Linked DNA regions of Homo sapiens: regions 1, 2 and 4 are each linked to region 3. Evidence: chromatin contacts called from ENCODE Hi-C data. All regions are on one chromosome and are shown on one strand. Each heading gives the region's core, a stretch centred on a gene start or an enhancer-like site at or near the end of the contact. The rest is flanking DNA. Distances are from core to core; before and after follow the strand shown.

Evidence for each region. A loop is a pair of places that touch in the nucleus more often than their neighbours do. Pooled maps may share reads with other maps.
Region 1: a map of CD4-positive, alpha-beta T cell shows a loop between it and region 3 (7-fold over the local background). The contact joins the promoter of FANCF here to the promoter of DBX1 in region 3. A Hi-C loop is called at or near these places in 2 of 168 maps with a recorded cell type or tissue (CD4-positive, alpha-beta T cell and naive thymus-derived CD4-positive, alpha-beta T cell) and 3 of 50 pooled maps.
Region 2: a pooled map shows a loop between it and region 3 (5-fold over the local background). The contact joins the promoter of LINC02718 here to the promoter of DBX1 in region 3. A Hi-C loop is called at or near these places in 6 of 50 pooled maps.
Region 4: a loop to region 3 is called in a map of naive thymus-derived CD4-positive, alpha-beta T cell, with 8 times the contacts of the local background. The contact joins the promoter of SLC17A6 here to the promoter of DBX1 in region 3. A Hi-C loop is called at or near these places in 1 of 168 maps with a recorded cell type or tissue (naive thymus-derived CD4-positive, alpha-beta T cell), 2 of 37 single-sample maps with no recorded cell type and 6 of 50 pooled maps.

The regions. Positions count from the first base shown.
Region 1 is chr11:22,623,888-22,630,494 of GRCh38, reverse strand. It overlaps FANCF (FA complementation group F), which reads left to right and starts at 4,672. Exons shown (of 1, transcript NM_022725.4): 1 at 4,672-6,607. The coding sequence starts at 4,685. The coding sequence ends at 5,809. It also overlaps a transcript of GAS2 not described here. RefSeq lists enhancers at 4,693-4,882, 4,209-5,108, 4,973-5,182, 5,563-5,612, 5,623-5,782.
Region 2 is chr11:22,826,589-22,833,951 of GRCh38, reverse strand. It overlaps LINC02718 (long intergenic non-protein coding RNA 2718), which reads right to left and starts at 4,538. Exons shown (of 11, transcript NR_187210.1): 1 at 4,341-4,538. SVIP (small VCP interacting protein) reads left to right here and starts at 4,151. Exons shown (of 4, transcript NM_148893.3): 1 at 4,151-4,257; 2 at 6,078-6,128; 3 at 6,632-6,745. The coding sequence starts at 4,204. RefSeq lists a silencer at 4,027-4,096 and an enhancer at 4,247-4,556.
Region 3 is chr11:20,158,540-20,165,190 of GRCh38, reverse strand. DBX1 (developing brain homeobox 1) reads left to right here and starts at 4,716. Exons shown (of 4, transcript NM_001029865.4): 1 at 4,716-5,233; 2 at 5,899-6,000. The coding sequence starts at 4,867. RefSeq lists enhancers at 1,709-2,210, 3,335-3,834, 3,835-4,336.
Region 4 is chr11:22,335,099-22,341,999 of GRCh38, reverse strand. It overlaps SLC17A6 (solute carrier family 17 member 6), which reads right to left and starts at 3,619. Exons shown (of 12, transcript NM_020346.3): 1 at 3,381-3,619; 2 at 220-472. The coding sequence starts at 3,466. It overlaps SLC17A6-DT (SLC17A6 divergent transcript), which reads left to right and starts at 3,778. Exons shown (of 4, transcript NR_186351.1): 1 at 3,778-4,005.

The sequences.
Region 1 (6,607 bases), core at 3,423-5,922, 2.5 Mb before region 3:
TAGTTTCTTTTGCTGTGCAGAAGCTCCTTAGTTTAAGTAGATCCCATTTGTCAATTTTGGCTTTTGTTGCCATTGTTTTTGGTGTTTTAGACATGAAGTTCTTGCCCATGCCTATGTCCTGAATGGTATTTGTAGGGACACGGATGAAGCTGGAAACCATCATTCTCAGCAAACTAGCGCAAGAACAAAAAACCAAACATCACATGTTCTCACTCATAGGTGGGAACTGAACAATGAGAACACTTGGACACAGGAAGGGGAACATCACACACCAGGGCCTGTTGTGGGGTGGGGGAAGGGTCAAGGGAAAGCATTAGGAGATATACCTAATGTAAATGATGAGTTAATGGGTGCAGCACACCAACATGGCACATGTATACATATGTAACAAACCTGCACATTGTGCACATGTACCCTAGAGCTTACAGTATAATAAAAAAAAATGGTGTGAGGAAAACTGGATAGCCCTATGTAGAAGAATGAAACTGGATCCCTATCTCTCATCATTTAAGAAAAATCAACTCAAGATGTATTAAAGACATAAATTTAAGACCTGAAACCATAAAAATTCTAGACGAAAACTTAGGAAAAACTCTTCTGGACACTGACCGAGGCAAAGATTCATGACTAAGACCCCAAAAGCAAATGCAACAAAAACAAAAATAAATAAGTGAGACTTAATTAAACTAAAAAGCTTCTGCATAGCAAATGAAATATTCATCAGAGCAAACAGACAACTCACAGAATGGGAGAAAATATTTGCAAAATATACATCAGATAAAGGACAAATATCTAGAATCTACAAGGAACTCACAGAAACCAGCAAGAAAAAAAAACCAATAATCCCATTAAGAAGTGAGCAAATGACATGAATACACATTTCTCAAGAGAAGATACAGAAATGGCCAACAAATGTATGAAAAAATACTCAACATCCCTAATTATCAGGGAAATGCAAATTAAAACCACAATGGGATACCACCTTACCCCAGCCAGAATGGTCATTATTAAAAAGTCAAAGAACAATAGATGTTGGCATGGATGTAGTGAAAAGGGAATGCTTATACACTGTTGGTGGGAATCCAAACCAGTACAGCCTCTATGGAAAAGGATACTACCTTACCCTGGCCAGAATGGTCATTATTAAAAAGTCAAAAAACAATAGATGCTGGCACGGATGTGGTGAAAAGGCAATGCTTATACACTGTTGGTGGGAATGCAAACCAGTATAACCTCTATGGAAAACAGTATGGAGACGTCTCAAAGAACTAAATGTAGAGCTACATTTGATCCAGCAATCCCACTACTGAGTATCTACCCCAAAGAAAAGAAGTCATTATATCAGAAAGACACTTGCATGTATATGTTTATCACAGCATAATTCACAATTGCAAAGATACGGAACCAACATAAGGGCCCATCAATTGAAAAGTGGATAAAAAAGTTATATATATATATACACACATGCATACATACATACACACACACACACACATACCATGGAATACTACTCAGCCATAAAAAGAATGAAATAATATATTTTGCAGCCACTTGGGTGGAACTGGAGGCCATTATTCTAAGTGAAGTAACTCAGGAATGGAAAACCTAACACTGCATGTTCTCACTTGGAAGTGGGAGCTAAGCTATGGGTATGCAAAGGCAGACAGAGTGGTATAATGGACACTGGAAACTTGGAAGCAGGGGAGGTGGGATGGGGTGAGGGATAAAAATCTACATGTTGGGTACAACGTACACTACTCAGTTAGAGGGTGAACTAAAATCTCAGGCTTCACCACACTGAAATTCATCCAAGTAACCAAAATCCACTTGTACCCTTAAAGCTATTGAAATAAAAAAAAAATTCTGTTAAAGCAATGAAAAGACGACAAGAAAGTTTTATGAGCTACAATATTTGAAAACTTCACCAAAGAACAGAAAAAAATCAAAATAAATAAATAAAAATAAAATCTGCTGAAATTTGGCCTTTTTCTTTCCCAATTTACTGTATCCCAGGAATTTGGGGATCAAAACCAAGAGGAGGGAGATTGTTCCTGGTATTCATGGCACACAGTACACACATTTGTGTTCTCATATATTTTACCTTATATTATTTCTCTCACTTGGATTTTCTTCTGTCCCATGATTGTTCAAACACTTTGAGGCCTAAATCAAGTATCAGTCCTCTGTAGTCTTCCCAGAACTCTCCTGTCAGTTTCTATCTAGTCTCTCATAGCAAAATTCTTAAAATTTTCAAAATATATAAAATCTGCTTTGCATTATAATTAAGTTTTTGTATCCCTCCCCACCCTGCCTCAAGAATATAGGTTGAAATGCTAGGCTTTTCTTTCTTTAGAGGGGGAAACTTCATAGACATTTTATTTAATGAAAATAGACTAATCTGAAATATGTAGGAGTTTATACGTTACTATGCTCAAGGAAGAATTTAAAATCAAGATTTAAACAGATAAGTAGAAAGGTATGAAGCTAAAGTTAATCTGCATAATTCTTGCCATACACTGTCATCCCCATTCTGAATCAAAGCTTTTTTGGATTTTTTCCACCTCCTTAAATAGGCCTGGTTCTTTCAACTCAGATACCTGCAAAAAAAATTAAGGATTCCTGTAGCCTTGAAGGCTCCTCTGAACACTCAGCTTTGAACTTTCAACTGAAAAGTTGGTTTCTTTTCCTTTTTTTTTCCATTTTCCTTTTTTTTTTTTTTTGAGATGGAGTCTTGCTGTGTCACCCAGGCAGGAGTGCAGTGGCCCGATCTCAGCTCACTGTAACCTTCACCTCCCGGGTTCAAGCTATTCTCCTGCCTTAACCTCCCGATTAGCTAGGATCACAGGTGTGCACCGCCATGCCCAGCTAATTTTTTTGTTTGTTTGTTTAGTAGAGACAGAGTTTTGCCATATTGGCCAGGCTGGTCTGGAACTCCTGACCCCAGGTAATCCACCCGCCTGGCCTCAGCCCCACAAAGTGCTGGGATTACAGGCATAAGCCACTGCCTCCGGCCTGAAAAGTCAGTAATTAAAGAGACCTTCCTATCCCCTAAGACTTGGTGACCCCACTCAATTTCATCCTACTATCACATTTGAGGTTATTCATTTAATGTCTCTCTTAAATGGTACAAGATGAACTTCTCCACTCATGCTAGGACTGCATTTATTTTACTACTAAATCTGTAGCACCTCATACTATGTATCATAATAGGTGTTAAATATAAGAATAAATAAATGAATTAGTGATGCCTGTACATTTGCTAAAGGCAGGCTGCACACTTGGTTCTAAGTTTGTAGTAGCCAAGAAAAAGAATTTTAAGATTCATAGTATCCTTAGGATAAAATAAAATAACGATTTCAGGACCAAGTAAGAGTTTGAGATAACTAATAAAAATCAAATAATAGCCGGGCGCGGTGGCACACGCCTCTAATCCCAGCACTTTGGGAGGCCGAGGCGGGAGGATCACTTGAGGTCAGAAGTTCGAGACCAGCCTGACCAATAAGGTGAAATCCCATCTCTACTAAAAATACAAAAATTGGCCGCGCCTGGGCGACAGAATGAGACTCCGTTTCAAAATAAATAAATAAATGCATAAATCTGAATTAACAGCATGCACATCACTGCTTTACTTTCTAAAAGGTGTAGGAATGCTTATTTTAATAAATGAAAAATGACTCTTCCCCTCTTTTAAATTTGTTTCTCTTCCCCTTTTTGTTAAAGTACAAAACAAAACACCTTCCCCCACTTTTCGAATAGTTTTGGCTGTGTCTTTAGGACTGGAAGGAAATTCAGCTCAAATGAATTACTATATTATGAACTTAAGTAAGAATTGTTGTGCATTTTGTACAGAATGCAACTCCTAGGAGTTGACAAATGTTTGTTAAGTGCATCAGTGAGCGACATAGGACCTTCTCCTCCCTACTCTCTTGTCACGGTTTTTATTTAATCAAACATTTATTATTGTTCGATGCTCTTAAATGCCATTTCCTTCAGCTGATTATTTGTATGACAGAAGAGTCAATTAAGCTATTTTGTCCTAAAAATTACGAAAACGAAATGTACAATTGTGAAGTAAAATTTTGTTCCTTTGCAAATTTTAATAAATTATTGAAGTTTATTTTTTGTTTCAAATAATCTGGGCTTCAGTTCTAATAATGGAAGGACAATGTGAAGGCCCAGAATTCAGCATAGCGCCTGGCATTAATAGGAGGTCAGTACATTTTTAGTACATGTTTCTCAAATAGATCTTAAAATTTCATTTAAGAGCGTTTCCTCACGTCACAGTATGTCTCTGGCGTTACTTAATTTTGAAAAACCTCAACACAGATTCTAGTTTTAGGCAAAGCTCAGAAAATTTCTACTTAAGGATATTTCCAAAGCGAAAGGAAGCGCGGAGACGTTCATGACTGGCATCATCTCGCACGTGGTTCCGGAAATTCTCGGTAGGATGCCCTACATCTGCTCTCCCTCCACTAAGAAGAACCTCTTTGTGTGGCGAAAGTAAAAGTATTAGGGCTTTTAAGTTGCCCAGAGTCAAGGAACACGGATAAAGACGCTGGGAGATTGACATGCATTTCGACCAATAGCATTGCAGAGAGGCGTATCATTTCGCGGATGTTCCAATCAGTACGCAGAGAGTCGCCGTCTCCAAGGTGAAAGCGGAAGTAGGGCCTTCGCGCACCTCATGGAATCCCTTCTGCAGCACCTGGATCGCTTTTCCGAGCTTCTGGCGGTCTCAAGCACTACCTACGTCAGCACCTGGGACCCCGCCACCGTGCGCCGGGCCTTGCAGTGGGCGCGCTACCTGCGCCACATCCATCGGCGCTTTGGTCGGCATGGCCCCATTCGCACGGCTCTGGAGCGGCGGCTGCACAACCAGTGGAGGCAAGAGGGCGGCTTTGGGCGGGGTCCAGTTCCGGGATTAGCGAACTTCCAGGCCCTCGGTCACTGTGACGTCCTGCTCTCTCTGCGCCTGCTGGAGAACCGGGCCCTCGGGGATGCAGCTCGTTACCACCTGGTGCAGCAACTCTTTCCCGGCCCGGGCGTCCGGGACGCCGATGAGGAGACACTCCAAGAGAGCCTGGCCCGCCTTGCCCGCCGGCGGTCTGCGGTGCACATGCTGCGCTTCAATGGCTATAGAGAGAACCCAAATCTCCAGGAGGACTCTCTGATGAAGACCCAGGCGGAGCTGCTGCTGGAGCGTCTGCAGGAGGTGGGGAAGGCCGAAGCGGAGCGTCCCGCCAGGTTTCTCAGCAGCCTGTGGGAGCGCTTGCCTCAGAACAACTTCCTGAAGGTGATAGCGGTGGCGCTGTTGCAGCCGCCTTTGTCTCGTCGGCCCCAAGAAGAGTTGGAACCCGGCATCCACAAATCACCTGGAGAGGGGAGCCAAGTGCTAGTCCACTGGCTTCTGGGGAATTCGGAAGTCTTTGCTGCCTTTTGTCGCGCCCTCCCAGCCGGGCTTTTGACTTTAGTGACTAGCCGCCACCCAGCGCTGTCTCCTGTCTATCTGGGTCTGCTAACAGACTGGGGTCAACGTTTGCACTATGACCTTCAGAAAGGCATTTGGGTTGGAACTGAGTCCCAAGATGTGCCCTGGGAGGAGTTGCACAATAGGTTTCAAAGCCTCTGTCAGGCCCCTCCACCTCTGAAAGATAAAGTTCTAACTGCCCTGGAGACCTGTAAAGCGCAGGATGGAGATTTTGAAGTACCTGGTCTTAGCATCTGGACAGACCTCTTATTAGCTCTTCGTAGTGGTGCATTTAGGAAAAGACAAGTTTTGGGTCTCAGCGCAGGCCTCAGTTCTGTATAGGCAATGCTGTGTTATTACTTGAATATAGAATATATAGTTTACAAAATGAAAATTACAATGTTCTCACCAAATATATGCCTTCGTGTGTCCAAAGTATAATTATTTTAGATGCTAATTTTGAATAGTTTATTAAACAGTTATAAATATGCAAAGTAGCTGGCATGTAGTGTCACGGATTTTCTGGATAGAGGAAGTGATTGGAAGTACTCCACTTAAAGCCATGGAATTAGCAATAGTTTGCTTTTTAATAGAAGGCCCATTTGTAAGAATGTTGAAAATATGTGTACCGTTTAAAGAAAAAGCAGCTTTAAAGTGACAAACAAAATACCCTTTTTCTTTTAGTATGGTTTATTTTTCTAGGTTTTCTGTCCCTCCCTCAGTAGTGAAGAGTTTTCTTTATTCCTGGCAGTGTCAGGAATATTGGTTTGAAAAGCTGTTGGCCTATCTGGAGTTTGGCCTTGTTAACCTAGTATTCTAACCAGTTAACCAGCCTTAGTATGCATTAAAATTGTATTGTTCAGAAAGTTTGTTTCTCATTTTCTGCAAATTCTTACTTTGAAAATGAATCACCACATAGTATGTCCCTTTAAAGCATTGACGCACAGACAAATGTTTAAAGCACAGTAAATACGAATATATGCCTTTGGATATTAAATTAATGCTTGATGATAAAAGAATCAAACTTTTTTTTTTTTGAGATGGAGTCTCGCTCTGTCACCCAGACTGGAGTGCAGTGGTGTGATCACTGCTCAGTGCAACCTCTGCCTCCCAGGATCAAGCAATTCTGACTCAGCCTCC
Region 2 (7,363 bases), core at 3,289-5,788, 2.7 Mb before region 3:
GGAGTGCAGTGGTGCAATCATGGTTCACTCCAGCCTCGACTTCCTTGGGCTCATGTGTTTCTCCACCCTCAGCCTCCCCAGTCACTGGGACTACAGGCACACACCACCGTGCTCAGCTATTTTTTGTATTTTTTGTAGAGATGAGGTCTCTCCATTCGACTTCCTTGGGCTCATGTGTTTCTCCACCCTCAGCCTCCCCAGTCACTGAGACTACAGGCACACACCACTGTGCTCAGCTATTTTTTGTTATGTTTTGTAGAGATGGGGTCTCCCCATGTTGCCCAGGCTGGTCTCAACCTCCTGGGCTTGAGTGATCCTACGTCTTCAGCCTCCTGAATAGCTGATACTACAGGCAAGAGCCACTGTGCCCCCTGGTAAATTAACTTTTTAAATGTAGCATACTTATAACAATGTAATATTAAGAAGCAGACACAGTAACACTGATGAATTTCAGAAACTTTATGTAGAAGGAGCAGAGCCAGACAAAAGAAGCACTTACGATATATTTCCATTTCTATGAAATTTTAGAAAGTGTGTAGTTAATTAATAGAGACAGAAAGCAAATCAATATTTGTCGTGGGCTAGAGGTCAATGGGGGATTGTTTGGAAAGTGGCACAAGGAAAACTTTTAGAGTAATGGAAATGTTGTATACCTTCTTATGGTGTTTACAAGAGCACATATAATTGTCAAAAACTCAACTAATATCCAAGACAATTTGCACCTGACAGAGTTAAACAGCAACAAAAGACTTTATTTAAGACCACTGTAATAAGGCACAGAAAGAGGGCTCAATGCCACTGAAAAAAAAAGCAGGAGAGATTTTAAGCACAGAAGTCCCTAAGTGGAAAAGTACTGTATGTTGGTCAATAGGGTTAGACCATCTGTGTTTGCTGATTGGTGCTTAGGGAAGTCAGGCTCCTACTCTCCCACAGAGATTAGGAGATAAAAAAAGGTTCTACCTTTCTTAATTATTGAATTTCAAAGAGATGACACCCAGGTTTTTGAGAAAGATGGTTCTGCATTGTAGAACTGATAAGAGGCCAGAAGATTTACATCTTAAAGGAGCAGAGAAAATGTACACTTTGCAAGTTTTTTTTAAAGTGAATGGTCTAAAAATAGGGAGGTCAGAGGCCAACAATCAGGAAGAACCCTGTCTAAAGGTTAGTCAGGCAGCAGGAAACATTAGGCCATCTTGGTCAGTGACTGTATCTGCACTGTTTTTTTCTATACGTAATACCCATGATAAAGTTTAATTTATAAATTAGGTGCAGTAACAGATTAACAACTAATAATAAAACAATTATAACAATATGCCATTATCACTAATTTTGCACTTTGGGTCATTAATATGTAAAATAAGGGTTATTTGAACACCAGCACTGTAATACCAACAGTTAATGTGACAACTGAGATAGCTACTAAGTGACTAATGGGCGGGGTGGCTTAGACACTGTGGATACGCTGTACAAAGGGATGATTCACATCATTCACATCCTGTGTGTGATGGATTAGGACAGCCTAAGATTTGATCAGATACTTAGAAGGCAAGCAATTTATAATTTACAAATTATTTCTGGAATTTTCCATTTAATATTTTTGGACCTCAGTTGACCATGCAGTTGACAATACATGTGCAAAACATATATTGTATATTTCATTTATGTAAAACTTACAGATTATAGTGATATTAATGTTGAATAAATAAACTGAAACTTTATCAAAACCAGGAATGGAAGGCACTACTGTACACCTAAAGTAGATGTGTTAATTGTATTTTATATCTCAATAATGTTTATTAAAAATAAAAATCAATAAACCATGGAAAGTGTTGGGGAAATAATTATGTCATGGAAAGTGTTTTGATAATAATTAAAAACAAAATCTGCCAATGCAGGAAACTCTCCACAAATGCAGAAAAGAAACAGTTTTATCATTGAATAAGCATTAAATCGATTGTGATTTCTATCAGAAGCAATCTACTAAAGAGTTTGCAATGAAAACATTCTTCACCATTTTTATATAGCCTGTCAGATACAGTCCACTACACACATGTTAATTGTTTTTATCTAAAAGAAATCTAAAGGAAAGAATAACACTTGTATCTCTTGACAAGCAGAAAGCTCCATCTTGAAGCCAAGTGCCTAGACAGTAAACTACCATGAAGACGGGGAGACAGGTGCCACTCTGGGATGTTTTCATTTCTAAGAGAAAGCCAATAGGCCTCCAAAGATATTCTGAGGATACAAAACTGGCAAGAGGCTTATTTAGGTTCTTTCTTTCTGATGCAAAACTGGCAAGAGGCTTATTTAGCCTCCCCTGCCCTCCCCTCCCCTCCCCTCCCCTCCTCTCTTTCTTTTCTTTCGACGCAATCTCTCTCTGTTGTGCAGGCTGGAGTGCAGTGGCGCGAGCTCGGCTCACTGCAACCTCCGCCTCCCGGGTTCAAACGATTCTCCCTGCTCAGCCTCCGGAGTAGCTGGGATTACAGGCGCCCACCACCATGCCTGGCGAAGTTTTGTATTTTTAATAGAGAAAGGGTTTCCCCACGTTGGTCAGGCTGGTCTTAAACTCCTGACCTCAGGTGATCCACCCACCTTGGCCTCCAAAAGTACAGGAGTAAGCCACCATGCCTGGCCTTTTTTTTTTTTTCATACATTTCAGTGAGACAGAGATAGCGCTTACAATTTCACGTTTTCTAAACACAATGCTAAAGAGGAGGTGGGTAGTTATCTTTCTCTTTTTGCAACAGAGAACCTTCACTTTTTCTTTATATATTTTTATTTACCCTTAGAAACGGCCCATGCAATCGAATAATAGTATTAAAAAAGCATCATCCCCTATTATTTAAGGAATAAACTACTGTTTCATTCAATAACATGGAAGAATTTAGAAAATATTATGGCTTTTGCAAAACATATTGTATATTTCATTTATGTAAAACTTAAAGACTATAGTGATATTAACATTTATGCAAAACTTAAAGACTAAAGTGATATTAAACAAATTAATAGTTTCCTGGATCTAGGTATAGGATAAAGTATTGAATGGGATTGGGTACAATAGAAGGTTTTTGGGTGATGGAAAACTTACATATCTTGAATGTGGTGATCACATGTTTGTTAAAACTCAGTGAACTCTACAATCAAAATAAGTGCATAATATTATATGTAAATTATACATCTATAAAAAATTAACCAGCAAGTATATCAAAAAGCCGACAATGGTTTCTGAGACGCTGTCACTATACATCCTACCTTTTTGTAATGTTTGAAAATTTTTACATAAGCAGAAATAACTAATAGAATGCAAAAATAAAATAAAATAAAATAAAAGCATTTGTGTGGAGACGAGATCAGTAACTTTAGTATCACCTGTGGGTTTACTGGAAATGAATCTCAGGTCCCACCTTATACTTACTAAATCAGCAAGTAAATTTTAACTAGTTGCCCAGCTGATTCTCATACTTATTAAAATTTGAGGAGAATCATTAAAACATTTCTCAGTAGATGAAACTTTATTATTTCTCTCGGAAGGATAAATGACTTCTAAATACCAGAAACTAGTGGAAATGTCAACTAATGCCACATTTATGACGCTAGATTCATCGTCATAATAATGGATTTTATATTCTGCCCTCTGTTCTGGAATAGCACTGTCACTAAGAAGGGAGAAAAGGGTGCTGATGTTTACTTGGAATTTTGGCTTTAATTTCTAGGACACCAGAGTCCCATCTCATAAAAAAAGGTAGCATGAACTACCCAGAGCTGTACCACTCATTCATTTATAAATGGTAAGGCAAGGTTAGCAGGAAGAGCTTTGGAACCGTAGCGAAGCTTTTCCATCCCTTCCCTGCATTGCTACCCACAGCAGGTGTTTCCTGGAACCTAGGCTTTGGCCACAAGCCCAGCGGTCGCGGGGCGGGGGTAGGCGGAGCTGTGGGTGAGGAAGGGGCAATGCCTTAAGGGGGCGCAGCTGAGCTGTGGGACTGGTTGGTGTCGCGAGAAGAGGGGGGCGTTGCCGCAGAGAGGCGAGGCGGGGCAGAGCTGCGGGGTGGGGGCGGGGCGTTGCCGCTGGGGCGGAGCCGAGCCAGTGGAGGGCGGTGGGGGCGGGGCAAGCGCGGAGGACCAGGGACCGGCTCCGGACCGCGCAGTTAGCGCCGCCTGGCCTGGGCCGGACCCGGTCAGGGTTCTCAAGCTGTCGTCCCTATGGGGCTGTGTTTTCCTTGTCCCGGGGAGTCCGCGCCTCCCACGCCGGACCTGGTGAGTAGAGCAGGTCCCTGCGTCCGCCGGGCCGCGCCTTGAGCACCTGTCCTCGGGTTGCGGGGCGGGCCGAGCCATTGTACCTGGTGGCGCAGGTCGAGAGCCCGCTGGGGGACCCTGCTAGCGAGGACGGGTGGACGCGTCAGGAGGGTCGTTGGGTCCTGTCAGAGCGACCTAGGCCGTCGCCTCCGTGTAGATCTCCACTTTTGTAACAAAAAGTTGTCGAAAGGCGGCTGTGGCGTCTTTCTACCTTCCACTGACTTTAGCTGCGCCGGATCTTCATAGGGCGCCGGCGCACGCAGAGGGCGTTACGCGTGGGACATTCCGGGGGATGTGGTAGATGGAATTCGGCGCGAAAAGACATTGCTTTCTCCGGGAGCTCTTTAGTCGTCTAGGAGATGTGCGTTTTCAACTGTGTCTACCATCTTTTAAAAGAAGGTGCTCGGAAAGTCGCTTATACGCCTGAGCTTTATCGGATATGTTTTTTTAATGATTTCTTTTTAGTATTTATCTCATTCTTTTACGTTCTCCCTTTAAAAGAATATGTAGTACAGAGTGTCCAATTTATAATGTCGTATTTAATAAAAATACTGGACACCCAGTTACATTCGAATTTCAGATATACAAGGAATACGTTTATAATATCGTTTTGTGCCATGCAATATTAGGGATCTAGTTCTACAAAAACATTACTCATTGCTTATCTGAAATTCAAATGTAGCTAGTGGGTGTGTGGTACAATACATGTACACTTTTTGTAGCTTTCTGTTAACAGTATCTTTACATTAGTACTCCTTACAGGGAGTTAACATAAACCTGTTTCTCTTCTCTAGCTAAAAATTAGTTGAAGAAAATGAAGTATTTTTGGGAAGTACATTAACTCTTCAGCTACTATAGATACTAAAAATTTAGTACTTATAAATTTGATGTGGGAAAGTTCAGCTTCTCTTTGTTGCTGCTGTTGTTTTAAATTAAGTTGATTTTGTTGTTCTGGCTGTCGATAAAATATAACATGTCAGATTTGTTAAGCCCTCCCCCCCATCCTCATACTATACCCTCTTCCCTTGATAACCACACGGCTCACTGCTTGGATGTCACTTTACCAGTGAAGCTTTTGCTGACCACGTTAAACAAAATATATTCCCCACAATACCACCCACCCATTCTCCCATTACTTATCTGCCATGCCATCTGACAGACGTTTACTTACTTCATTATATTTGTCTGTGCGCCCGCAATTGGAATTTGTTTCATTTGGGAGGAGACATTTATCTATGTTTTTACACTGTTGTATCCCAGCACCTAGAAAAAGGGCTTTATAATAAGTAGTACATGGTCTAGAAAAATAGCATTCACTGTTTTCTGATATGGAACAATACCTCTCATGAAATTACTCCAGTCCTTCCCTCCTACACACTGAGATTAGCCCACTTCATTTATTAACCTTTCCTAAAAACACCAGGTTACTTCAGACTCCATTTTAACCGGCAGTAACAAACCATGTATTTTCCTTTTTGTATTTGTAAACATTATTTGTTTTGTTATTGCCCTGACTAGCTTGTAGGCCTTTTTATTAAAAAAGAGAGTAAATAAATGATTATATAGGTAAACCTTGTATCTGTTTTAGCATGTGCTGATTTGAAGGCATATTGATTAGGAGAATGAAATTCAAAAAGTTGAGTAGTGGCATTCTTTGTGGGACATTTAGGGCCAGTACCGAATATTTTTGTAAATTGTTATAGTGCCTATGAAATAAATGTGAATAATTTATTAATAATAATGTTTGTTATTTTAATACATATTTTTACACATTTATTTAGGAAGAGAAAAGAGCAAAGCTTGCAGAGGCTGCAGAGAGAAGACAAAAAGAGGTAAGATTAAAGATCAAGTTTTGCCTACTTAGATAATTGAGTTTGGACTTTATTCTTCATAGATGTCCATAGCTAGATTTTCTAACGCAAATGGCCTTTGATATCCCAAAAATTTACATTTAAATGTAATTATTTTCAAAATGATTTCCTTATTTATATGAATTGCATTAATATATTTATATTAATATATGAAAACTATCATATCTTCTCTAAATTCAGATACTCTTTTAGTAACATCCTTCCTTTTAAAATGGCTGTGCATTGTAAAATACTTACAGATGTGAAGCAAGTTTAGGGGAAAATTTGTATAGTTACAAAATACCCAGTGAAGAAATGATGTTTTATGTAAGGCTGTTGTAGAAACACTCCTTCTATGTTACCAAAAATAAACCAACTCCCTACCCCCAAAGAAAAACCTAGAAAGCAAAGATAGACAAAAAAATGTTTTGCACACTGGACAGATTTTTGTTGTCTTTCTGTTTTTCTTATCAAATTTCTTCAAGGCTGCATCTCGGGGAATTTTAGATGTTCAATCTGTGCAAGAAAAGAGAAAGAAAAAGGAAAAAATAGAAAAACAAATTGCTACATCCGGGCCCCCACCAGAAGGTGGACTTAGGGTAAGTATTAAAATTTTCTTAGTGATTAACTTAACTGGCATTTTAAAAAAACTTAAGTAGCAATCCATTCATAATTTTCTCCTGAAATGTATTATCAGAAAATTTTGAAATAGTTTAAAAGCATGAGTAGTAAATATTGGAAGTAATACCAATTTATTTTAACATTTATTGGAATCAATTAGCTTTTTTCCCCAAAATGAAATAATAGATTTATTATTTTAACACTATATATATTTTAATACTCTTATGCTTACTACTAATCTTAAATAATTCAAAAATTCAAGCAATATGGAGAAGTATAAAGAAGTGTAAAAGTCATCCAAACTAAGTACCATTTTGACAGACATAATTTCTAACCTTCATTTATATATCTTATTAAATTGGATTACGCTATAAGTTCTGTTTTATGGCCTGAGCTCTTTTACGCATTGATTTGGAATCTTTGATCTTTCCATTGCCCCTGTTTATTATAGTTATGTAAATGTTAATTTGGATTACAGAATGTATACAGGTGTGGGTATCATACACATACCTCCCTAGATATGGATCCCAGAGCTAGACACTGGGAATATAATGGTGGACAAGTTAAGCAGAGTCTCTGAATGCTGGAGTCTTTAC
Region 3 (6,651 bases), core at 3,467-5,966:
CCCCTCGTTTTACCCATAGGGACACTGAGGCCCAGGAGACAAGAACTTTTCCTAAATACATATAGTAAAGTGAAATGGATTCAAATGTGAGTTAAAAGAATATTTAGATGCTGGAGGATCACTTGAGGCCAGGAGTTGGAAACTAGCCTGGACAACAAAATGAGACTCTGTCTTTATTATTATTTTCTTTTTTTTAAAAAAAAAGAATATTTAATCCTGCAGTCTGTGAAGAGCTGGTTAAGCAAGGAGAAACAATGGCTATTTTCAAGCAGAGTGGGACGGAATCTTCAGCTTTAAAAAGTAGCAGTATGAAATTAATTTCCCAGACAAGTGGGCAGAGATAATGATGGAGAGAGAAAGCACTCAAGGCTGGGCTTACCAAAATTTAATTTTGATTATTTTGAACGGTCTCATATCTCCTTGGCCCAACATGGTTTTAATATTGCTAGGGCAGAGGGTTGTCCAAGAAGGGAGTTGAAGTAAACTTTCTCCAAGTCCGCACTGCAAGCCCTGCACCGCTCTACAGAGATCCCCTTTATTCGGGTTAAAAAATAATAATAAAAAAAAAGAAAAAGAAAACACCAAAAAAACCCACACACACAAAAAAACAACACACAGTTAACCACCTGTCAGGGCTGAGGATACAATGAGACTCCTCGAAAAAGAGCTTTTCATGCATGCGTAATATATTTGTTCAGCTATTCACTTAATGAAGCTGATAAATGTGATGCAAGACAATAGTCAAGTTAATCTATTTAGTAAAATGTTTTGAGACTTTCAGGCTACGTTAAGGAGGGGAGCGTCCGGTGACATTTTCATTTAAATGCGCTCATCTCCTCTCTTAGGCAGCACAAGGGGGTTCGGGCAATCTATGTGAATATAATTTCTTATAAATGTGTCTTTAATGGGTTTAATTCACCCTTGCCAGCTGTTTTGGGGGCTATTTTGTAAGAGCAAAACAAACGTTTCGGGCTTGGAAAGCTAGTTAAAATTTGTTTCGGTCAGCGAGGCCAAGCTATATTTCCTGCAAACCATCTGCTTGATTGGCACAATAGAAGGATTTTCAAGGAAAAAGAGGGGAGTGAGTGTGAAAGGGATGGGGGGTGAGGGGGGAGACACTAGAAAGAGCTGGGGCAGCGGTAGCTCCTAGTGGCCTATTCTGAAGGTGAACCCCTTAGAGCTGTCTTAAAAGAGAGGCTTGCGAAGAGGGGCTGGGGCGGTAGGAAAGCTCTTTCAGTCCGAGCCTCGCAGCCCTCCTCCTTCGCCTCGCCCGTTAGCTCCCTGCCCCCCCTCCCCACACCCCCCACCCCAAAGCCAGGCGTCGGGCGCTTTTCCCTGTCGCCGCCCGGCATCCGGCCAATCTTTCCAAAATGCGCTCTCACTCTGTTGGCTGCTCCGGCAGGGAGCATGGAGGACTGGGGGTCCGAAGCCTGCAAAGGGTGACCTTAGCGTTGCAGCCTTCCCGAAACGGAGACTTGCCATCTTTTCAGAGGGCGGGGAAGCTCACACCACTCTCTGCTTTATAGTGTCCGTTTCGCCTCGCTTGCTGGCCCTTCGCTTACCCGAGACATTCCAGGCACGGCTCGCACTGGAGAGGGCCGCGCTGCTGCTGCGACCGCACGGCGCCCGGGGCAGGAACATGCTCGCTCTCCCCTGCGCGGGGGGAACGAAACCCCCAGAGTGCGTTCCGACACGCTCTTTCTACTATCCAAGGCAGGTTTCGGCAGCTTTGGCCACCTAGGCCCGGGGAGCCCCAGCCGGATCTGCTGCGGCCTCCCCCGCAGCGTAGGCAAGGACCTTAAACCCCAAACCAGGGACTCCGATTCTCTCTTTTCCCCTCCCGTCTTCTTTTCTCTTGAAAGAGAAATAGACAGAAAGCTCAGCCTTGAGACAAAGAACGCGAGTGATTTCTCCGAAATAAACTTGAAGATAACGACATAACAGTGAATGGCAGGACGCACAAAACCCCATGGGCTCAGGTCAAATGGCATTAGTCACAGGTCTTAGCCGCAGCCGCCGCGCCGCGCAGCTCCTTGGGCTATCGCGGAGTTTGAAAAGACGCGTTCAAGGAGATCACTTAAAGTAAGATCCTTTCGTCCGATTTCTTGCTTCCTTAGGATTTATTTTTCCTTTCACGGGCGGCCAGCCCTCGCCCCCTCGCCCCCGCCCTCACTTTTCCTCTTTGGCGCTTTAGGAATTCTTTAGGAGGCTGTGGAGACCGACCCCAGGAAGCAGGGTCCACGTGGATCGCAGCAAGGGGTTGATCCACCCTCCAAAAAATGGCAGGGTAGACTTTTAAAAGCCGAGAAGTTAGTAGCAGTTAGTCTATAGTGAGGCAGAATGGCTGGGGCTTGGGGTGGGGGCTAGGGGTGGCATGAAGCCTGTCGACGGACAGGAAACGGTGAAAACTACACCCCGGCAAATGCCCCAACAGGGAAGGAGGAGCTGGGAAGGGCTCACGCTGGCTTCAAGTTCTTACCGTTCCCCCCTCCAAAAAAAAACAAAATCCAAGTTGATTTTGGCAAATATAGACTCTATTCTGATCATCCGGAAGACTTGGACAAGCGCTTCACCGGTAGGGAATCAAACATCCTGAAGCCCCCGGCGCGTCCTTCTGGGAACTGGCAATTGCCCAAGTCCTTAAGACTCGGGGAGAAAAAGGGGTGGGGGGCAGAGGGAAAGGGAGTGGGAGAAGGAGGGAGGTGGGCCTGAGGAAAAAAGTAAGGGAGAGGAAGGGAGAGAGCCAGTCTTATTGCAATGGGAAACTGTCTCATGGCAAGGTTAAAGTGCAGGTGTTCAGATAGCTTATGCTTTTCTCACCTATTTTATTGCAAACTTCAAAAAGGAACTTTTGACGTTCTTCGACAGATCTCCTTCTTCCGTTTCCAGGGGACTCCAATTAACTCCAGCAAGGCGCTTCCCATATTTAAATAGCCCCTTATTTAAAAGTTGTTTCTTTCCTGATTGGTTTTCTCCCGCTGCCCATGAGCATGAGCGGTCTTGGGCTCAGAAACTCCGCACTTACGTCATCTTCTAGCATTAATTCGCCTCTGGAGCTGGGCCCTAAATAACTTTTTAATTTGAATCAAGGGAGAGTTTTAGCCGGCTCCGTTTCTGGTTTAATGTGATATAAATCGCAGATGCACTTTTATTGAATGGTTAAAGCAGCGACATGGAGATCATCAACACAAAACACCCCGAACAAAACCATCGAGAGAAATAAAGCTGGTTAATAAGATTTTTGAGAAAGCTTTGTGTTAAAAAGCAAAAAGGAAAACCAGCTGAAGGTGACAGTTAGTTCATGGTTAATAGGATCAGGGCGGCCTGGCGGGGCTGCACACTTCTCTTTGGGGAGGTTCAGCCACACTAAAGAGATGAATGGGACATTTAACACATCTGTTATCTCGCCGAACAGAGAAATGGGGGGAATCGAGTCTTAGTACCACCTCAGCCCCAACCAGAGGAAAGCGAAGGGACTGTCTCCAGGAAGATTCTCCTTTGAAGCCCCACATTCAGGGGAGGCTTTCCCGGAGTGGACCAACATTCTTGGGAACCGCATCCCTTCCCTCTGGTTTTCACGCGTTTGTGCGTTGTAGTTAATTAAGAAGCTGCCAAACCTTGGGCCAAGTTAAGGGCCCCGCAAGTGGTAGGGTTCTCTCCAGACGACGTCTGGACCTTCGCTGCTATGGCTTAAAATGTCAGGGCTGTGAGTTTCAACTTAAACTGCCGAGAGCTCCCTGTGTTTGGAGAACGGCCAGCATAGCACTCACAGCCTTTGGATACCCTTGCCCGAGGCAGTTTCCGGTCAGCCTAAGCTCTTTGCAAGCGGAATCCTGCCGCTCGGCAGCCCAGCGCCGCTCTCCTCCGCTCCTCCCGCAAGGTGAGGTGCGGACAGCCCCTTGCAGAAACTCCTAGAGAAAATCGTTTTCCAAGTTGCTGGGAATTTGAAGGAGACTCGTTTTACTTTTCAGGTATCCACCAACGCTCAAACTCAACCAGTCTCCCGAAATGAAATAACTCCAGACCTCTCCCCACTCTTACGGACACACATCCAGTGGCCCCAAAGCATCCGTTTCCAAGTTTCCCTGAGTCGTCAGAATGGGACTTCTAACACTGATTTCACTCACCCCTACATTTGCTTTATGCTTCAGCTGGAGTAACGGATAGGGCTAGAGACCGGAAAGGGAGTATATTTTCATGTCCACTGACTTGAAACTTTTCATTGCCCTACCCCCACAAGAGGGAGGGCAACTTTGCTGATAGCCTGAAGATGTATTTCTATGAATATTTATTGATTTATTTTCCAGGCTTAGCAGGGGAGCTGCAAATAAATTTAGTGGGTTCTTTAAATAATTCCTTTTCTATGAGGCAAGATGTCATCTGAAACTTCTAAATAGGCATTTAATTAGCCCGGGTGTTGCTTCGGAACAAAAACCTTTGGCGAGAGCTTTGGGGGCGCACTGTATTGCAAAGAGGCGGTCGATATGCAAAATTGATGCGCGCGGGCCTTTGTTGCCGGCCCATTGTGCGGGCCATGCTTATGAAGACTAATCCAATCATAAATTGCACCCCTGCGCCAATCAGAGAGTCCAGAGCCTCCGGCGAATGAAGCTCGAGTGGAGAACTTTGTTGAACTTCATTGTCAGAGCTGTCACTTTTCAAAGTGCTTTAGCGGGCGGGCCACTATAAAACCATCACCTCGACGAGAGGACCACGGAGGACTCGCAGACGCCCAAGTGGGATTGTTACTTGGAGACGTTTGCTAAGCCCAAGAGAGAGGACACTGTGGGGGCGGGAGGGGCGGGAAGCGAGGCGTTTACCCTCCGGCCACTGAAAGAAGGGTTATTTCGCCCGCCCGCGCCTACCATGATGTTCCCCGGCCTCCTCGCGCCCCCCGCCGGGTACCCTAGCCTCCTGCGGCCCACGCCCACCTTGACGCTGCCCCAGTCCTTGCAGTCGGCATTTTCCGGCCACTCCAGCTTCCTGGTGGAGGATCTGATCCGCATCAGCCGACCCCCCGCCTACCTGCCCCGCAGCGTGCCCACCGCCAGCATGTCGCCGCCCAGGCAGGGGGCCCCCACGGCCCTCACCGACACGGGGGCCTCGGACCTGGGCTCCCCGGGTCCCGGCAGCCGACGGGGCGGCTCTCCGCCGACTGCCTTCTCCCCTGCCAGCGAGACGACGTTTCTGAAGTTTGGAGTGAACGCCATCCTCTCCTCGGGGCCCAGAACAGGTAAGCGAGGTCAGAACCCTAAGGGCCCATTCAGGTACTAGGCATGCGCGGAGTCATCCTGGCCTCAGTTTCCTCTAGCGAGCGGGCCCCCACACACACATCGGTGCACACACAATACGCACGAACTCTGAGACCCTACGTCAGGCAATGTGAGAATAGTCCAGTCAATTCCGGGGAAGAAAAGCCTCCAGGCTCGCCCCATCCTCGGAGTGAACTTGAGCACACGCAGTCGGAGACTGTGCGCAGTCATCTGGTGCAGTAACGCTGAGCGCACGCTCCTGGACGTCTGCGTTTCTGCCTTCGAGCTTCTAGGAGACAGTTTTTTTTTTTAAACTCAATATGATATATTTATTGGATTAGCAAATATTATAAATCTGCAATTTCTTTCCTCCCCACTCAGTCCTATCTCGTTAGTGCCTAGGATGGAGATTGGGGTAGAGTGGGACGGCGCAGAGAATTACGTTGGGGAGAAAGAAAAGAGTTTTACAGATAAGACAATGTTGGGAAGATTTATTTTACCCTGTCAACGTATAAGAAAGATGTCTTTGAAACCAGATGAAGGGCTAATTATATCGTGTGTTCAGTGTGCTATACAATAGGCAAGTACGTAATCAGATTCTTTCTGTCTCCCTCTCTCCTTCTGTCCCCCCTCCATCGCCCACCAGAAACATCCCCAGCCTTGCTCCAGAGCGTCCCTCCCAAGACCTTCGCCTTTCCCTACTTCGAAGGGTCTTTTCAGCCTTTCATCAGATCTTCTTATTTCCCAGGTAGGTCTCGTCCCCCTTCTTTGCGCGAGGCAGGGCGGCGCCCCAGCCCCGGCCCATCGCTCCCTGCTCCGAAGCCGTATTTCTCCGTCCACCCCTCGGGGTTATGCTCTGGTTCAGAGGTTGCGAGGCGTATAACATTCATGAATCCGTCGCGCCAATTTGATGCCCTATTGAGCACAAGCAGTGACTGCTTGACACTTTGCACCAATTCCCTGCTCTACAAATTAGCAGGAATTGTCATGGTCCCAATTTGAGGCGGTTCCCTTCCCGGCGAGGAGCTGTTGGCATCCCTTCACGCCGCCGTTTTCCCACAGAGTCAGTGCACTTGGCCACGATTCCCCACAAAGGTTTCAGCACCATGACCAATTGGTCAGCTCCTCCGGGCAGCCACACACAGACCGGCCCTAGTCCCTCCACGCCGCCGAGAGACACCTACCAGCCGGGGCTAATTTCTCTTTAAGACTCATTCAGGGCTTCGGGCTTTTCACAAGACCACATGGGGTGCCCTCTTGTGTGGGATGCCTAGGGTCGCCCAGGGGGAGGGGGATTAGATCCTCCCCCAATCCCAACCTATTTCCAGCCTGATTTCCAAACCCCTTCTCATACTCCTTTCCCACCCTGTATTATAAAATACCGTTGATCTTGCAAAAT
Region 4 (6,901 bases), core at 2,370-4,869, 2.2 Mb before region 3:
CCACTTTGCAGTTGAGGAAGGGGAGGCCCAGACAGCAGAGCGAAAAGGGAACTGATAACACTACTGGGGTCCATTCTAGAACGGCAGAGCCAGAGAGGAGCTTAGGGAGCACCCAAACCTTCCTCTCAGTGGCGGGGGAACGGGGCTCAAACAGGAGATGTGGTTTTGCGAGGCCGCATGGCCGAAGGGCAGGAGCCAGGGCGGCCAGACGTTGCCCACCTCCTTGATGACCTTGCCCCCGCGGTGGATGGTGCTGTTGTTGACCATGTCCACAATGGCCACGCCCAGGTTGCAGCGGATACCGAAGGAGATGCAGAAGCCCAGGCCGCTCATGATGGCGATAATGTAGCGGCGGGGCAGGCCGAAGCACGTGCAGTCGCACAGCGGCGCCTTCCTCTCGGGCACCTCTAGGGGCTTCCCATCCTCCGTCAGCTCGATTGTCTCCCCGGTGTCTTGCTTCTTCTCCAGCACCCTGCGCGGCAGAGCAGGGGCGAGTCAAGGACTTGGCGGCTTAGGTACCCCCGATGCTGACCCATTCCCATTTTTCAGGACCCGTCGGGGTTGGGAGGAGGGCCGTCGACCTCCCCCCACCCTCGGGGATTAGGGTGGTGGGGTGACACCAAGCTGCAAGACCTCCCAGGCTCTCTCACATTCTGCAGGTGCCCTTGGCCGCGGCGGCGGCGTCTCTTCAACTTTAACACCTTTAGGCCTAAGGTAGCGAGTCCCCATCTCGGGATCCACCCCTGGGCGCTCTGATTGAGATACACAGGCCGCTTGGGCCTAACTTTCTTGCAGGATCTGCAGGGTCTGCATTTTGTGAGGGCAGGGGTTACCAGCGCCTCCTCTGCACCTGAGTAGGCGCCTCCCACTCCTACACGCGCCCAGCAGGGCTTTACCCTGACTACCGCGGTGTCCTCCTGCAACACAGCACCAGAGAGCTGCTCCGCTGCAGGCGGGCCCAACTAGAGAGCCTTTCCCACCCGCGCTGCCTTTTCCGTTTCTAGCAAGTTGAAGCTTTCCAGGTTGACGATGCTGGTATTCCGCTCCCCAATCCACCCCCTGAGCTGAGCCTGGAGCACCCCCTGGACTAAGGCCTCTCTAGGCTAGTGCCTGTGCGTGAGGAGAAGGCCTGAGAGCTCTCGCTGAGAGTGTCATGCACTCTCCTTCCCCTTCATCCCGCCCCAGGGCTCTAGTTCAATGCTTACTCCCCTGTTACACTTCTTACTATTTTTTTTTTCTTATTACTCGAGTTGGAGACAAAGGGCTCCACAGCATATGGCCGACACCTAAGCTTCCTACTGCCAGAACATGAATAATTAATTATTCACAATCTTGCGTCATTACTATCTCTCTTACAAACACCGAAAAATGTCAAGGGTCCATTTCCCAAGACGCAAAATGCGACTCCCAGATATACAAAGGCTCCCCCAAATCAACTTTTGTAAGATATTCCACATCAAAGGGGAAGATCTCACTTAAATATTTGTTTTTGCATAGTGTTTCATAAGATTTCAACCATCAATTCATTTTTGGCTTTGGTCCTTGGGAGAAGGGACAAATGAAAAGGGGAATGCAGAGAAAAGGAATGGTTTTACTAAAAGGTGGTAGTGTTCTAGTCTACAACATATTCATGAAATTTCTATTAACAACAAACAAACAAAAGGAATGTATAAGGTAACATCTCTGTACGTAGCCCCTTGCGATTGATACTTTCGATATTTAAACAAAGAGCCTTTCCGTTTACAATTTGCAGATATTTTTTCCAATCTACCGTGTAATTGCTTTTCACCTGTGCTGTTTTAAGTGCTATGTGAACACCCAATTGTTTTCACACACACGGGTAAAGCAAGTGAAATTTTTAAACTAATTTCAAATATGCATAGCTTGGAATACTGCTGTCAAGAAGTTTGAGGCCACCCGAAGAAAAATGTCAGGCTTCCGAATTCTATAACGTAGCACCTGGAGAATAAGTCATAAAGGTATTTGTGGCTAGGTTAATGTTTATTCTTAAAGTCCGATCACAATGTTAGAAAACATTGCAATTTATTTTTACTGGGAGAAAAAAATTCAGCCAATGCGGTTTTTTTTTTTCATTTCCTGCATTTGCTTCGTGTGCTCAAATATACGAAGTTGAGCTCTGCACCGGATGGCAGTTGTACTGGGAAAGAACATCCCTTTCCATGGTAGCTGTGGGACTGCAGGGCCCTTGCGGTATCTACTGCCGCATAGGTGCATAATCGTGCCTACATGAAGCCCGCCAAACCTGAAGAGATTTGGAAAATCTGGGAGTGGTTTGATCATTTTCTTTACATTTCTCATGCATTTACAGAGACTTCAATTTCCCAAATATTAAAATTAGTGCTCCTTTGTAATTCTTTTTCCTTTTATGTCTGCCCTGTCGTCTTGATTTTGCTCTAATTATTAAGAAAAGCTGTATCCATATAACATACTTGAAATGATTTAAAGTTTTGCAAATTACAGCATAATTAGTATAGTGACTACAGGAGGATTAAATAATTAAATCATTTCTAGGACTTTCAAAGTAATGTTGCTTGTTATATTTATGGCTGTTCTTCCAGGCATTGACATTTCCTATGCAAGAAATAGACTCTAGGAGATGAAAATAATTAAAAATGCATATACATTGTTTCAGGCTCAGAGAAAGGAATTGCTTCAACTATCAATTATTGATATATTTTGATTCTTCTTCATTCAATACAGAAGACATATTTCACTAGGGGATTCTCTACTATGCTTTTGAAGCTGAGACCTCTCTCTTTCTCTCTCTCTCTAACATATATATATATATATATATATAAAACATATATATATAACATATATATATAACTATATATAACATATATATATAACATATATATATAACATATATATATAACATATATATATAACATATATATATAACATATATATATATATAAACCATTACTCTTTGGAATTTCTTGGTTATTTTTTTAGATGGTTGTGTTTTATATTCATTTGTCTGCATCAAAGGAATTTAATTCGGGGTATCTATAAGCACCAAAAGAAACGCTGTTTGAGCAGGGGCTGGCCATTTCTTAACTGTAAAGAAGATAAATCCTGTGTAGTAAAGGACAAAAACTCTGCAGGCACCAAAGCAAAAATCAAACACACACACACACACACACACACACACACACACACACACCAGACAGGTTCATTTAGTGCAACATTCCTGCATTAATAAGCAGGTTTCCAGAGCACCCCCGCTCCAAGCAATGGGCAACAAAAAGACTTTCCGATCATATTACAATCTTTCTGAGCCACCAGGGTTTACGGAAACGGCCCTGCAGATTTTTTCATGCTGAGCCCCAGGTAAGCAAGTGTTCGCTTTGTCTTACCTGTAGATCTGGCCGAGTGATTTTCCAGCAAAATTCTTTAGCCCCTCTTTTCCTGGGGCCAAAATCCTTTGTTTTACGGATTCCATTCTTGCAAAGACTGTTGTCAGTTCTTGCCAGATTTAAATAGTGATTGCTAGGAAAGGCGAGGATTGCGCATATTGTCTTAATCTCTTAAAGTAGTTGCGGGCTTTTCCTTCTCAGCAGAATGGTAGTGGCTCGCCTCCAGCAAGAGTGAGAGTGAGAGAAGGGAGGGAGAGTGAGAATGAGAATACAACAGAATAGCTGCATGCAACCCACGGGTTTCCTAATAGGAGAGTTGGTAGACACAATCAGAAAGTCTCATTGGAAGGGGAGGATCCGGTGGCAAAGAGCGCAAGCAGTGCCACGGTATTTGGGTAGATGCGGTTGAGTCCTTTTCCTGGAAGTCGGTCAGCTGAAAAACAATGTAAATTCCCGGTTTTGAAGACTTATTGCTCTCAAATCTGATGGCTTTTAAACGGAGGGGCCGGAATATCACAGAAGCCTTGGGAACAGCAAAGTCAAAAGAATGGTACTTTTAAAAATGGTGTCTTTGCTGTAAGGAGCAGAGCATATTCAAAACTCATGGGAGCATCTCAGGTCTCAGGTGAGCAATGCTGCTATTAGTTTTTCCTCTCTGCCCATGATCTCCTCCCATCACGCCAGCGTAAGTCTGCTCTGCGGTAGAGTCAAATTAAGATGGAGAAGGCTTGCTGCTCTTTGAGGACGTGAGTAAATAAAAGATACACAGTTCTGATTTGGGCAGCCTCGGGGAAGATTTTTTTTTTCAGCGGCTGACAGCGCCCGTCTGGGCGGGTCTCGGTACAATGTTTCAGCACCACGGACAGAGTAAGTTTCAGGAATAGGGGACTCTTCTTTTGGCTAGCTAGGTTGCCAACTTTCTAGGGGAGCTGGGCGGATCGCCCTGACCAAGGACCATACGGGGGCTCTTCAGGAACGGATGCTATGGAAACCATTGGGAAGATGTCATCATCTCCAGAGTTTGCAGGGAGAATGGTGCATTTAGCTCTGCTAGGGAAGACAACTTTATTAAAAATTCACAAGTTACTTCTAGTTTGCTACGTTTTGTCCAGCACGCTGATGCCAGTATTGCAGGGAAGAAAGATTTCAACATATTTAACTTATGCTTGTGGTGTTCCAAGACACCTAGGCTCCCTTGAATATAAAATATGTGCACACAAAATACATAATTACATTGTTCATGTGTTTGTTTTAACTCCTGACAGGAAAAAGATGAAAGAAAGAAAGGGAGAGAATGAAGAATAGAGGAAAGGAGAGATAAAGAAAAAGAGGTGGGAGGTATGGAGAGAAGAAAAAAGAATAGCTATAAACTCAGTGAAGTTGATTAAATAAAATACAGTTAATTTAATATAAATTCCTTGGAATTTTAAGCATCTTTATTTAACTAATTTACAATACACTACTGAAATACCAATATACTGATGAAATATGTGGCTATACCTTGTGCTTGCCAACAAATTGTAATTGATAATTTAAAGATTTATTTTTAAAAAGATTTATTTTAATTTACATATATTCCATTCAAATCTTATTTTATTTTTCTTTGTATGTCCTTCTCCTAAAGCATAAATTTTGAAAGACATTCATGTAAGAGTTTTGGCTTTATATATACAGGTACAGCATCAATGAATTTATCTCATTAAGCAAGCAAGAAAACTGCTAGATTAATGTAAATTATTAATCTCTTTCACATGAATCACAAACTTCTTAAGTACAATTCAGGCCAATGCTTACAGAACAGACTGGCCTTGAACCACATTTTCAAGGTCAAAACCTTGGATGTCACATAAGCCAACAGAGGGAGTCAATTTTACTTAGGATCCTGAGACAAAATCTCAAAAATATGGATCTAAATTGAGAATCAAATAAGAATATTACCTGAATAGTTCAAATGATATAATGGCTATGTATTCACTGAATGGATAGCTGGAAAAAAATGTCAAAGTAGCTAAAACCATCTGCCATTATTAAGTTTGATAGTTGTCAAATTATTTCCATTGTGAAATATAATAAAGAAAAGGATAATGAAGACATTTTTATCTTTTTTGATAAATTTGTGTTAAAATATGTATCTTCAATAAAACAGTGAATTTAATTTTTCTCTAAAACCATGGGATGCCTCAGAATACTATCTATTTCTCAAGATCAAGTATAAGGAGACAAAAAAAAAACCCTCATTAAACTATTTCCTTGCAAAAAAAAAAAGAAAAGAAAAAGATTAAAAGATTCAAGCTATTCAGGACTTGACTTATCTAGGTGTTTTCAAAATATCTGTATTTTTCAAATCTTTAATAACTAAGTTCATTAAATTATATTTATTTAGAGATATTAATGATTTTGGAATTCTGGGAAGTTATACAAAAAAATAGAATTTACAACAAATATTTGTGAAGCTGGGGTGATGATATGTAAATGATTTTCCTAAGCACTCCAGCTTAAGTTGCACCACAAATGACTAGAGATCTATCTAAACCATCAGTAAACATGATAGCTAAGTCTCCAATACACAAATATGAGGGGACACTAAGCAATATAAATCCAACACAAAAGCATTGTTTTTAAACAGTTATATTCACCTTTATTGAAATGAATGTCATCCTCCTCTCTCTTCCACTCTCTTGATAATAGGGTGAGCAACTGAATCAGAATAACTGGTAATATTGATTTACTCATTCTAAAAATATTCATTGAGTGTCAAGAATAATACTAGATCTGGGAATTCTCCCTGAAATATCTCACAAGCTACTTGGGAGATAGACACAAAAATACAATTTCAAACAATTATGGGTGAAATTACACAAGTTAAATAACCCAGCCCGGGAGTGAAAATGTCCAGAATATATTTCAAGAGACAATGTTTTCTTGTCTGTCTTAATAGTTAAAAGAAATGTAGTTCTATAAAGATGATGGCAGCCCAGTGGAGTTTGGCAGGGTGGAGTGGTGGTATTTGGATAGCACCCTAGCCAGAAGGGGTGTATTTAATGGTATTTTCATAAACAATGAAAAATGTTATGTGTGGAAAATTACAAGAAACGTTACTAGACCACCTGCGACTGAAGAATGTCATTTAGGCTGGCTTTAAACCCATAGCTGCTCCCAGTGTAAGAAACATATATTCAGACACCATTTGCTAACCCAACAGATTTTCTTCATGAGTGGACACAAATTGCAAACGCTGAACGTGTACTTTTGCAGCCCTAAATTCATCAGATTTATCTTTATGCAAAGAAACACTAGTAGTTATATGTAAGATATTAATTTAAGCATATCAGAAAAGGCTTCCTTTCTCTTGACACCCTCCTTTATCCCCAATAACTTACATCCAATTATAACAAGTCCTGAATTGCATTATTAGACCACTTTTCTTCTAGGGGAAGAATTGTCCCTCTTGTCAAGAACTGTTAACAATAAAAGGAGAAGTTTTCACTGAATATAACTAATATAATATGTGTGCAATATTA